Linked DNA regions of Homo sapiens: all the other regions are linked to region 1. Evidence: read pairs that join two places in POLR2A ChIA-PET (ENCODE). Cell type or tissue: PC-9. All regions are shown on one strand.

The links. ChIA-PET counts read pairs that join two places held together with the same protein. Peaks named below come from ENCODE experiments on the same cell type or tissue, not always from the same donor. Only the 100,000 strongest peaks of a DNase experiment are listed, where the experiment ranks them.
Region 2: POLR2A ChIA-PET joins it to region 1 with 5 read pairs; 3 of 35 experiments call an interaction of 5 or more read pairs at or near these places.
Region 3: POLR2A ChIA-PET joins it to region 1 with 5 read pairs; 1 of 35 experiments calls an interaction of 5 or more read pairs at or near these places.

What each region holds. Positions count from the first base shown.
Region 1 is chr11:120,119,154-120,123,153 of GRCh38, reverse strand. It overlaps TRIM29 (tripartite motif containing 29), which reads left to right. Exons shown (of 9, transcript NM_012101.4): 5 at 99-200; 6 at 2,489-2,581. Among named protein-coding and RNA genes, the nearest start is that of TRIM29, 17 kb to the left of the region's middle. In PC-9, no CTCF peak of the experiment used is centred here; DNase peaks (open chromatin) are centred at 1,093 and 1,643; H3K4me3 peaks cover 2,079 bases; H3K27ac peaks cover 3,153 bases.
Region 2 is chr11:120,304,586-120,308,585 of GRCh38, reverse strand. It overlaps POU2F3 (POU class 2 homeobox 3), which reads right to left. Exons shown (of 13, transcript NM_014352.4): 7 at 3,374-3,556; 8 at 2,801-2,942; 9 at 971-1,107. Among named protein-coding and RNA genes, the nearest start is that of TLCD5, 19 kb to the left of the region's middle. RefSeq lists enhancers at 797-966, 864-1,033, 1,306-1,808, 2,373-2,890. In PC-9, CTCF peaks have their summits at 1,530 and 1,730 (motif pointing right); DNase peaks (open chromatin) are centred at 1,855 and 3,855; H3K27ac peaks cover 2,360 bases.
Region 3 is chr11:120,545,174-120,549,173 of GRCh38, reverse strand. All of the region lies in intron 1 of GRIK4 (glutamate ionotropic receptor kainate type subunit 4), which reads right to left. Among named protein-coding and RNA genes, the nearest start is that of GRIK4, 35 kb to the right of the region's middle. RefSeq lists an enhancer at 490-1,235. In PC-9, CTCF peaks have their summits at 490 (motif pointing right) and 689; DNase peaks (open chromatin) are centred at 1,133 and 2,363; H3K27ac peaks cover 590 bases.

The DNA.
Region 1 (4,000 bases):
AGGGCTATGGGGTGACTCATCTGAGCCCCAAAAGTCCCCAGTGGCTGGCTCCTCCTTCCCACCTGGCTCCTCTGCTGACCCGACCCTCTGCTTCCTAGGTGGTGACCATCGCTATGTGAACAACTACACGAACAGCTTCGGGGGTGAGTGGAGTGCACCGGACACCATGAAGAGATACTCCATGTACCTGACACCCAAAGGTAAGAGGGAGCCCCTCACCCCAGACCTAGTGTCTCTCCTGCTGCCCAGGGGCCCCCAAAGTCCGTGCAGTGACTCTCAGCCAGGTTCCTTCTGAGTGGGGGTGATGGCATGTCCAGTTTGCCTGGGAAAGTCCTGGCATCTACGTGTTGTCCTGATGTGATGATGAACAGGTCTGTGTTAGCTCTCAGAAGTGTCCTGGTTCGAATGAGAAGTTACCTGGTGCCAGCTCCTCAGAGGCATTCCTCCCGGGCCACACAGGCAGCACCTCTTTGCCCTCCTTGCCTTCTCACTTCCAGCCCACACCTCTGCTTCTCTTTCCTTCCGGAGGTCTCCTGGGCTCCCTTCTGCCAGGCCGGTGCTGTGTTTTGCTTTGGCTCAGGTTTTGTAGGGGCTGAGCCCTGTGAGATGGCTGCCGACCCCAGGACCATTCTGCTCCCCTAGGCAGGGAGAGTGGTCCCTCCTCTTCTGAGTTTCCTGGCTCTGCACCCTGGCCCCCTTGGCCCTCCCTCTCAGGCCCTGGACAGTCCCAGCCTGCAAGGTGCCGGCCTAGCACAGACCAGTGCCTGCCTGTCCTTGCCCTGTGGTGGCCTCTCACATTCTTGGGCGCCAGCAACAAACCACAGCAATACCCGTTACATAAGGGTGGGTGTGCCAGCCCTCGGACCATGAGGGTGTGTGCCTGTGCATGTGGGAGAGGGAGGCTGGGGGAGGAGGGAGGCCTGGGTAAGGCACAGGGGCTGGGGAGGGGGAAGCCTCCGGGAGCTAATCAGTAATTCACACACGTCTTTCACACACACACACACACACACACACACACACACTCACACACACAATGGGAGAGGCTTGGGGGATTTGGAGAGATGAGCTCAACAGAAAAGCACCTGTGCCGCCCCACCCAGTTTGAAAACAACCCCTGGGCTTCTTGGTTGTTGGGCTTTCCCTCCTCTGACATTCCTGGTGTGGGCCAGGCCCCAGCCGGCCAGCCTGCCTCCTCCCTGCCTGGGGTGCTGTGCCTTTGGGCAAGTTCTGGGAGTGCCGGCCCCAGCACCCCTCTCCTCAGAACCCCTACCTGGCCTCGCCCTGGCCCTGTCCCTCCTGTCTCTCCCTTCCATCCATGGACCAGGCCCTGGGGTGCCATCGAGTGCCCTGACAGGCTCCTGCGGGTCTCTCCTGCTCTGTAGGAGACTGAGGGCCCAGTGTGAGCCTCCTGCAGGTTGTGGGAGGGGGTGGAGGGAACAGCAGCACCCACTATGATGCCACCCCGAGGGCCTAGGGCCTGGGGCATCTTGGGCAGGCCTCAGTACCTGTATCTGAAGAGAGGGGAGGTTGTGCTCACATGCTGGGAGACTTCCCAGCTCTGCACTGTGAGTCAGTCTATGATGTCTGTGATGGAAGAAACAGGTTCCCCCGGCATCCCTGCCCAAGCACTGTGGGTAGCCTGTGCCGAGGACAGGAGGGACAGGAAATCTGCCCTCTGGGAGCTCCCAGGCTCAGGGTGGAGTTGGGGGGAGAACAGGAAGCAATCACCAAGGAGATGAAAGAAACAAGGCCCCTAAAGGGACTGGGTCCTGAGTCTGGGAGCTTTGAGGTCAGTGGGATTGACAGTGGCTGTGACTCCTTCCCTGGAGGGGTGAATTTCCAGGAACCTGTGCTCAGTAGAGGGAGCATGACTGCGAAGGGCAGAGGGCATCAGGGAACACAGGCACAAAGGCTTACAGGAAGGACTGGCAGGGCCGGAAATGGGGGTGTGGTGTCATCTGAGGGTCAGGTGGGGAAGGACAGAGGTAACAGAGGGCTAGAATACACATGGGGAGCTCATTGTTTTCAGCTGGGTATCGGTGGTGGTATCAGTCCCCACTGCTTCCTCACAAGGCTGTTGTGAGAGCCCAGGTGTGCGGGAAGGAAAGCACTTGTGAAGTGAGGCTCTGATCTCCCGGGAAGCAGCAGCCTGGGTGGGCCCCTGGGAGGTGTTTCTGGCTCATTAGGCCACTTCCAGGAGGCCCCACCCTCACGTGGCTGAGAGCCTACTGCTTCTGCCCTCGTGGTTGCCATGGCCTCTCCAAGTTTATGCTGATGCTCTCTGCACGGTTACTAACAGAGTCCTTCTACTCTCAAAAGCATGCCAATTTGGGTGATAAATTAGTTGATTGACTTATGTCAGACCCAAAGGACTTCTCTCAGTGGTGGAATCCAGGTCCTGTGATGGGCACTTGGGCAACTTTTTGGGGGCAAGGAGTCCTGATGAGACAATTTTCTGCAATGACAGCCCCCTTCATCTGCTTCACAGGTGGGGTCCGGACATCATACCAGCCCTCGTCTCCTGGCCGCTTCACCAAGGAGACCACCCAGAAGAATTTCAACAATCTCTATGGCACCAAAGGTAGGTGGTGGCTCAGCTCAAGGGTGCACAGAGTTCATGTGGGGCTGTGCAGGCAGGAGGGGCATAGAGGTGGGTCCAGGGGCACAGGGCTGGGACCCCAGTGTGAGATGAATGTGGGAAGCTAGGATGGGTGGAGGGTCCAGGCATGGGTAGGGAGGGGTCCTACCTACCGAGCTTAAAGTGTGTGTGTGTGTGTGTGTGTGTGTGTGTGTGTGTGTGTGTGTGTGTACATGTGTGGGGGACACCATTAGTTAGGCTGGAGGAAAAACAGCCAGGAATCTCGGCATCCCTGGAGATCCCTGAGTCTGTGTGCTCTTCTGATCCCTGAGGAAGGATCTGGGGAAAACTGGGTCTGAGCAGCCACCTTGGGCTTAAGTGTGGGGAATGCGCCACCCCCCCCACAAGTATGAGGGCACGAGGACCCAAAGAGAATCTCTACTGATTTGAGTACTTCTGCAGTGAAAAGTCGTACAGTGGTTAGTTGTCAACTTGGCTGTGACTGGAAAGGAAGGCACGGCAGGAAATGGGGCTGGCCCTGGAGCTCCAGGTGGTGAGGCAAGCGAGCAGCACCTTAAGACCCAGATGGGATGAAATGGGTGTGGGGATGTGGCTTCCCCAGGGGAAGCTGCTAAGTTCAGGGTCTCCCTCTGCCCAGTGCTCTGAGGGGACCATTTGCTCAAGGGCAGGGCCATGCATTCAATGAGACCTGGTTCTGGGAGACCCTGGTTCTGTCCTGGGGGCTCCTGGTCACATGCCAGCCATGCACAGGGAGGGAGGGGACTGGGTCAGCCCCCACCCTAGACATAGCACTGGAGGACTCTTCAGTGAGGGCAAGACTCATGGAGACTGGAGGGTCAGGGGCACCAGAGCAATGCCTGGGCCTCTACATCCAGAATTGGATTCACAGCCGTGATCAGCGGCACCCCTCCTCCACATATGCAGTAGACCTTGGGCACCTTGAGGACAGAGCTGTGTCTGTCCTGTTCGCTGCTACAGGCCCAGAGCTCAAAAGTAGGAGGGGGTCAGGAAGCAGTTGTTGAGAGAGAGGCTAAAGGCATGAGTGAACAGGAGGGCAAGGTGTCTGGCCTCGCGGAACCCTGGCTGGACGTGCTTACTGAGGCCTTGCTACAGAAGCTGCCTGGGATCCCTGTGGGAGGGCTTTGCACAGGGGCAGGTGGCCAACCCCAGCCATCTGTGACCCCTGAGCCCAAAAGTCAGCCCCCAGCCCTCCCCACAGGCTGCTAAGGAGTGAGCTTGACTAAGGAGGTCACTGATGCTTCAAGCCTGGCAGGTGGGGGTGTGGTGCTGGAGAAGTGTGCGTCACCCATGGGGACTCTGAGCCCCCCACTCCAGTGCCCTCTGAGTGCCCTGGCAGCTTCTCCCACCCCTTTCCCACTGCCTTCTTCTCCTCTGGACTAT
Region 2 (4,000 bases), 190 kb before region 1:
CAGGACTGTGGCATAGCAATACATGCTACACGGGCGCCACTCCCTTGTTCTGATCCTTCACACCTGGTCTCTAGCCCCGGCCACTTTCCCCTACTCCTACACCCTCCCTTAACCTTGCCACTCTAGAAAGCCTAAAAAGAAGGAAAAGCCAGTTCCTGTCATTCTGCTAGCTGGATATGGGCACCAAATCTTTGAGCTAAATGTGCGAGGAATCTGCTGGAGGGGCAGCAGTCCTGGAGGCCTGGGGCCTTTGGAGACGCGTGGTACCCATGGCGGCTCTGGAGGCTGGGATCTGAGGGAGCCTGGCTAGAGGCTGGCTAGGCCACATCTGTTTCTCCCTCTTCTCTTCCCCAGCCCACACGGGGCTCACAGCTTCCACATACTGGCTCAAAAACATGCTTTTGCTACAAGTTCCAAAAAACGTAGGTGTATAACACGATCACAAGTATCTAAATGTGCATAGAAAAGAAGGAGTAGAAGGAAATGAGGTCAGATGGCATTTGGCGATGGGCGTTTTTTTTCTTTCTACTTCCCTGCACTTAAATTGTTTACAATAAGCATTTATTACATTTATAATTTGAAAAATACAAAATGTACTGCATAGAAAATAGAGAACTTACATACAATCCCCTGACTTTGCTCCCTTTACCTCAACTGGATACGGAGATACACTGTGTTCTGGGACCCTATAGCCCATTCTTTAAATCTCCCAGTGAGAAAAACAAAGGGCCCTAAATAGATGTCAGGGCAAGAAGGGTCAGTGGAGGAGGAGGAGGTTCCTGGAACCTGAGATGGAGGGCAGCTTTGCACTCCAATACCTGGGCGCCTGGAGTGGGATAATGTGTTTTCTGATCGTGTCCCAGAGCAGGTGTGAGGTGCGGAGGGGCTGGTGCCAAGGGGCCTGGGCCGTGTCTGCTCTCCCTACCTGTGTGAGGTAGCCCACCCGTGCCCACCCGAAGGTGCTGCTCACATCTTGAAACCTCTTCTCCAGAGTCAGGCGGATGTTGGTCTCGATGCTGGTCCGTTTCTTTCTCTTCCTACCAAATACTTCACTGAGGCTGGGGTAGGAGCTGGGCGTGCTCACTGAGGGGTCTGACGGAGAGGACTCTGCAGGGACACGAAGGACCAGAGGAAGCTCAGAGAAGGGGATGAGTGGCCGGTGCCTTCATGGATCTGAGGTCCAACAACCCTTCCCGATGGGCTCTGCAGTGGCATTTTCAGGAGCAATCCCCTCCCCCAGCAGGGAGCCCAGAACAGACCAAGAATCCTATTTCTTTTCATTGCTCAGGGCAAAGGCCCTCCGTGGCCCTCCATTGTCCTCCATGGCCTTCTGTGGCCCTCCGTGACCCTCCATGGCCCTCTGTGGCCCCCACAGCAGTGTCTCCAGTGTTTGGGGTCACAGCTGAGGGATGCTCATGCATCGGTGACACATGTGGGTGTAAGGGGGCACTGGCAGGGCTCCTGTGAGTAATGCTCGTGAGGCTGCTGTTTACAGATATGCCTGGATGTGAATACTGAGTGAAATGTGAAATGAGATTTGCAGCCAAAAGCAATGGCACTTGGTGACAGACTGTTGGTGTTGGAGTCATTTTCCTGCCAGTGCAAATGTTTGAGCTAAGGCTGTAGGGGCCATAGGAGGGATATCCCTGAGGAAGGATTCAGGCATCTGATGGAGACTAGGAATGGTCACAGGGCCCTTCCCCAGAGATTCGAAGACCTTCGGATCATTTCGCTCATTTCAGTGCTTCCATAAAGGCTGTCTAAGGGACAGCCTGTAGGGGGAGCTTCCTGCCCCCTCCCATGCTTGCGTGTGGAGGCCCTTCCGTATGAGTAACAGCCCTGGCTGGCTGCCCCACCCTTTTCTCCCTCTCCAGTGTAACCACGAATCCATATGAATCGACTGAATAGAGCCCAGCCCTGGAGACTGGCTCACTCCCTCTCTCTGCCTAGGCCGGCAGTTCTCAACCGGGGGGGACTCTGCATCACCACCACTCCCCCTGGGACATTTGGCAATGTCTGGAGAGATTCTTGGCTGTTTCAACTGGGGGTGGATGCTACTGGCAACTAGTAGGTAGGGACCAGGGATGCTCAAAACATCCTGCAATGCATAGGCCAGTCCCTGGTAACAAGAATGACCTGGCCCAGGATGTCTATAGTGCCAAGGTTGAGAAGCCCCATCCTGTATGCTAGTCCCTGCTGCCAAATGTGAGGTCCCTTGGCTTACACGCTTGATCTCCTGGGTTGCCTCCCGGCCACCACCCCTCACTGAGTCCTCCTGCAAACCCCATTCCTGCTGTCAGGCTTTCCTGACCAGCATGGGTTGCAGTAAGTCCCTGTCTGCTGAAAACCTCCTCAAGAACTACCCAGGGAAAGACCCTGTGTCGTGCCTGTGGTCTCCCCCTCCCAGTGAGACCCTAGAGGCCCCACTGCCCTGTATCCCTGACTAGACTTATTCCAGACAGCAATCTGCATAAGTGTATCTGCTCTGCAGATCCAGACTTTGTTGCTGGCAAGCTGTCCTAAGATCTATGCTGGGTGGGATGGGGTAGGAATGGAATGGGGACAAATCCTGATGGACACAGACCTAAATCCACATCCTTCTGAGGGCTTCTCAGTAGTCGAGCTGACACTTTCATCTACACTTGCCTGTGTCCTGTGTCTTGTTTCTCCATCGGCTCCAGTCTCAGGAGAAGAAGGGGGTGTTAGGTATCAAACTCCCAAAAGCCCCAACACGACAAGTCACTGGCCCTTCCCTGCAGAGCCCTCTAGGGCCCCTGGCATCCGTGTTTGCGAGGCCTACCTGCATCATTCAGCCACTTCTCCAGCAGGGGCTTGAGCTTGCACATGTTCTTGAAGCTCAGGTTGAGGGCCTCAAATCGTGAGATGGTGGTCTGGCTGAAGTCGTTGCCATACAGCTTTCCCATCGCCAGCCCCACATCTCCCTAAGCGTGGGGACCGAGGGGGAGGAACATGAGAGGCAGCCTCCTCCTCTTGTTTGCCCACATCCTGCATGGTCCTAGCATCGATCACACAGCCAGCCTGAATCTTTGAGTGCTCACCCATGCTCGGCTCCTTTCCAAGTCTCCTCCCTCTAAGGTGAAGAATCGGTTTCTTTCTCTCCTTAGACTCTCAGTGGACCACGCCCACGTGCTCAGGAGAGCCAGCCCCTTTTCCACCTCTCATTCTCCTCCACCAGCAACGTCCTCAGTTTCCCTACCAATGGCAACTGTGCCCTATTCTCAGAGAACTCAGGGACATGATGAGGAGACCCCAAACACATCGAGCCTCTGGTCGCTCTTGAAACCTGCACTTGGGAAGCCCAGTCTCCAGCCGCTCGGCTAGACTTCTTCTATCTTTTCCCCTAAAACCAAACCTGTGTGAAGCCCAGCTTAATGCGCCTCTGCTTGAAGGTCTTGGCAAACTTCTCCAGCTCCTCGAGGTCACTGGGCTCATCGGCCCCTCCAGAGCTGGGTAGATGCTTGGGCACTGGGAGATGCTGGGATGCTTCCAGGTGGGGTTCTAAAGAGGATCCTGGCAGCCCAGGGTGCCCAAATGCCTGATAGGAAACACGCCAAGCAGATCCACCACGAAGATCAATAAATAACATTTTCTGATTTTTTTTTTTTTTTTTTTTTTTTTTTTTACTAATAGGCCCACTTAGAGGATGACAGATCCCTGGATACACCCTGGGTACATTGGAGTCTTATATTTTTCCAGTGGCATGGAAGTGGAAATTAAAGTTTCTATAAATGTATAGCAAATAACTGGAATATCTGGGTAGAAACATCAGGAGTGCAGGATAGGGAGGTGGCCTGAGTTTAGCCTGTGACTCACTTTTTGAGTCTTAGCAGGTTACTTCCTCCTTTCAGTTTTCTACCATAAAAGGAGCTAGCAGGGTTGTTTACAAAGATTCCAAAAACAAATCACAGAACTGGACAAAGAAAAGGTTGCTTGCTTTGTTTTTTTGTTTTTTGTTTTTTTCCATAAAGCAGGTAACTGA
Region 3 (4,000 bases), 430 kb before region 1:
TGAGCTGAGATCACGCCACTGCACTCCAGCCTGGGCAACAAGGCAAGACTCTGTCTCAGTGAAAAAAAAAAACAGCCAGGAAACAGGCATCCTTCAGAGCCCCCTTCATACCACAGCTGCCTGGGATGACAAAGCCAGGAAGAGGGGAAACCTGGTCATGCACGAGGTGCTGTGTCCTGGGCCTGCCTGGAGCTAGGTCAAGCCTGCCTGAGGCCAAGCCAGGCCCACACATCAGACAGGCACCGTATGGTCTCAGATTCTCACAGGGAACATATGCCCTGAGCAGAAGTGCCCTCCTGTGCAAGACAGCCCTCTCTACCCTGCAGATTCGGCCCCTTCTGCTGAGCGAGTGTGATGGATTACTTCACCTCTTGGGATTTCAGGGTTTTGTGTGTAAAATGAAGGGGTCTCGGAGCTGGGGTAGGCAGCCCCACAGACAGATGTGCCTCTGCTCTGGGGTGTTTGCTCTGGAACTGTCATACAGGGCACAGAAATCTTCCCTGTCCAAAATCCTCCCAGCTGCCACCAGAGGTCTCTTCCCAAAATGTCAAAAGGATCATGTCGGGCCATTCACTCTCTTAAAACCCAGTGCTTAGAAGAGGAAGTCTGAATCCCTCAGCAAGGCTGTGGGGACCGAGGTGCCTCTGTAGCCTCATCTCCTCCCGCTCCTCCTGCAAGCTGATGGCCAGCTGAGCAAGACACCCTGCACTTCTCTGACCACACCCCTTGTCTCCAGGCCACCATGCCTTTGCTGGGGCCATCCCCTCTGCTTGCAATCCCCTTGCCTCTTTGCCCTACGTCTCCACTTGCACAATCTACTTCGTAAGTGAGCCTCTGCCCACATGGCCCCTGTGCATCCTTGACTACCCCACCCCCAAATCAGAATTCAGGACCCCTCACTAAGCATCCATGGCACTGGGTCCTACTCCTGCTGTACCCAGTACTTATCACGTGTCATGCATGGTGTCTATTTTCATACTTCGAGAGCCCCTGGGTGCCAGGCAGCACAAGGGAGACAGCGTGGGCCTCAGAGTCCAGCAGGCCTGCAATTGATTCGGGCTGAGTCACCTACCAGCGCCAGTAACAGCTGATCACTGTCACACACAGGCTTCAGGCAGGCTGCCCATGCATGCATTCTCCCAGCGTCCTTCACCCTGTGGACAGCAGTTCCCATGTGTGCCCTCCCACAGCCACCCTCTGAGTCACAGGCCGGGCAGCTCCGCCCACCCTGGCAGGTACCCAGCAGCCCTGGGCTGCAGACTCCCCTCATACCCGGCATATTTATCCCGCTAATGAGTTCTTAAAGCTCTAACAGGGCTCTTTCCACTGAGCAGGTTCAGTAACAGATTCTTATAAAAAATAAATTCAGCACATTAAACCCAGATTTCAGCATATTAGTAGACCCATGGGGAGGGGCCTGAATTTACCAAACACTAGGCAGTTGCTGTCTTTTAATTAAAAAATAATGATGACAAGCTCATGTAATGTCTGGTCCCTCCCTAAGAAAGATTTTCTGATTTCCCATGTCAGACGTTTCCATGGAAAAACCAAGTGTTTATGTCAGGACAAAAAAAAAAAATCCCTGAATGTCTGGAAACAAGAAGCCTTCCCTGCTTGGCTCCTCTGGTGCCAACCCCTCAAACACCTTCCTCCCTCCCCTTATCTGACTGCTGCCTTGAAGGTGTCGGTGAGATTTTATGCCTGTGTGAGCATGTGGTCACCGCCGACCAGAGTCTAAAGGAGCCCAGCTCCATCTCACCACGCTATTCACTCATCCCTCTGTACTCCGCTCGTGCAGACACTCGCCCACTGGCTGAGGTCACTGCGTGCTAGGGGCGAGACATCCACAGATGCCCAAGGCAAGGTCTCTGGCCTTTGGGAGCTCAAAATCTAAGATGCCAAGAGCCACGATAGAGGAGTGCCCAGGGTACCCTGGAGGCAGAGAGAAGGGTGAGTGTGTCCAGGACAGGCTCCCAGGAGAGGCACTGTGGAAGGAATGGCCACTGAGCTGGCTCCTGAGGATGAGTGGAGGGAAGAGAGGGAAGGGGACTTCAAGTCGAAGGGACTGTCCACGCAAAGGAACTGAGGCACACAAGACAGGAGAATGTGGAGGAAGCGCTGCCAGAGCCCAAGGGGCAGGGTGCCGGGGAGGTACGTGGAGCTCTGCATGCACGAGGCTTAAGCTGGACAGTCAGGCAATGCCAACCCCCCGACCTTGCTGTTCTTAAGCTGCGCTCAGCCCCAGAACCTGTTGGGATTAGAGAGGAAGCAAAGCCGTATTTGGTTTCTCTAGCAAAATTATGAATCATCATCTTGCATTTCCATTTCATGCCCAGTTCTGGGCCTGAAGTTCCCCACAAATTCCATCCTTACTCCTAGTAGCCACACAGTGGGAGGGGACTTCAGGAGGTGGGCGGAGCATGTGTGACTCAGGAACGGGAGTGACATACTAAATAACTCAAGGCTAATGAGGGAGCTGAGCCAGAAGCATGTCCCAGGTCCTCTCCACATACTGCACGTTCCCTAGACTCCATCCTTCACCTTGGACACACTCTGTGGGGCAAGACTCCCATGGGGATATGCTATGAGCAGCCCTCTCACAGTGCTGGACTCCCATGCGGACTGCATCCCCCTTCCTCTAGGTGGATCTCTAGGGAGAAAGAATCAGGCTGTTGCAGGGGCAGGCACAGAAACCATGTCGCCCTAGCCCAGCAGGTGCAGTCTCCACCACCTAGAAGGACACAGGCAGGCGCGGTCCCTTGAGAAGTCCTTTGCCATTCCAGAGAGAATCTTTCCCAACTGAAAAATGCCCCTGACCACTTTTCCGGACCAGATCTCATTTTGGCCCATCTCCCTCAAGGTGCAGTCCTGAGAACTAACCCAGGACTGCAAGGGAGACTGCAGGAGCAAACCCACAGCAACTGGGGGCGAACCAATTCAACAGGAACAGCAGCACCAACGCTGCAAGGGCTGGTTTGCAAGGAGGGTCCCTGCTGCTAAAATCTCCTGTCTCCTCCACACAGGGGTTCCCCCTTGGAGGATGCAGCCCTACAGAGAACGGCTGTACCTCAGGGCCAACACCTGACCCACCCACAAAGACCACGGATTCTTTGGTCATGGGCCACAGAGACACGAAGGGGAGAAACCGAGGGTACCCAGCCACACCGAGGGGCACCAACCCACAAAGCAGAAGTCAGGAGAGATGTGAAGCCATCTGGTCAGAGCAGGAAGGGTGGAGCCTGGGTGCCACCCTTGGCTCTGTCTGAAAACATGCAGGAAAGCACTCAGTGCACAGCACAGGCCTCCGCAGTTCTCAGTAACTCCTTCTCAGTCTTTATCAAGCCTGAGTTAAAGAACGTCTAGGTGTTGTTATCCAAAGATCCCTAAAACTGGTGCTCCCTACCTGACCATTATAATCAAGATTTCTGGATTCCAGGGCAGGTGAAACTCAATCAACAGTTCTCCTCCCTTTCATTCAAAATCCATTGCCACTGTTGTTTCACACAAGACAGAGGTAGTTAAGAGCCTGGGCCCTAGAGTCAAATGGTGCATATTAAAATCTCATCACTTCTTCGCTGTGTGACCTCTGCCAAGTTACTTAACGTCCCTGAGTCTGTTTTCCTCATACACAAAAGAATGGTTAATAATAATCGTACGTCAAAACACCTCGAATAGTGCTTACTACAATACGGCAATTACTCATTCCATGCCAGTTACTATTGTTATTGATAGTGGGCTACATGGTAGGATTGTTGGCAATTTCCACCCTCTTACATTTGCCTCACTGTATTTTTTAAACTCTCTTCAATGAGCACATATCACTTTATAACAAGAAAAAAATGTATCTTAGGAAAATAACCTTCAATTAAATTCACTTAATATAGTTTCAGCCAAATGAACACCCTTAACGACTAGAGATAAGGCAGTTTTGAGGGAAAGAGCTCCATTTCTGGTTTGACTACATAAGGACGTGTAGTAAGAGATGCACAAAAGGGCTCAA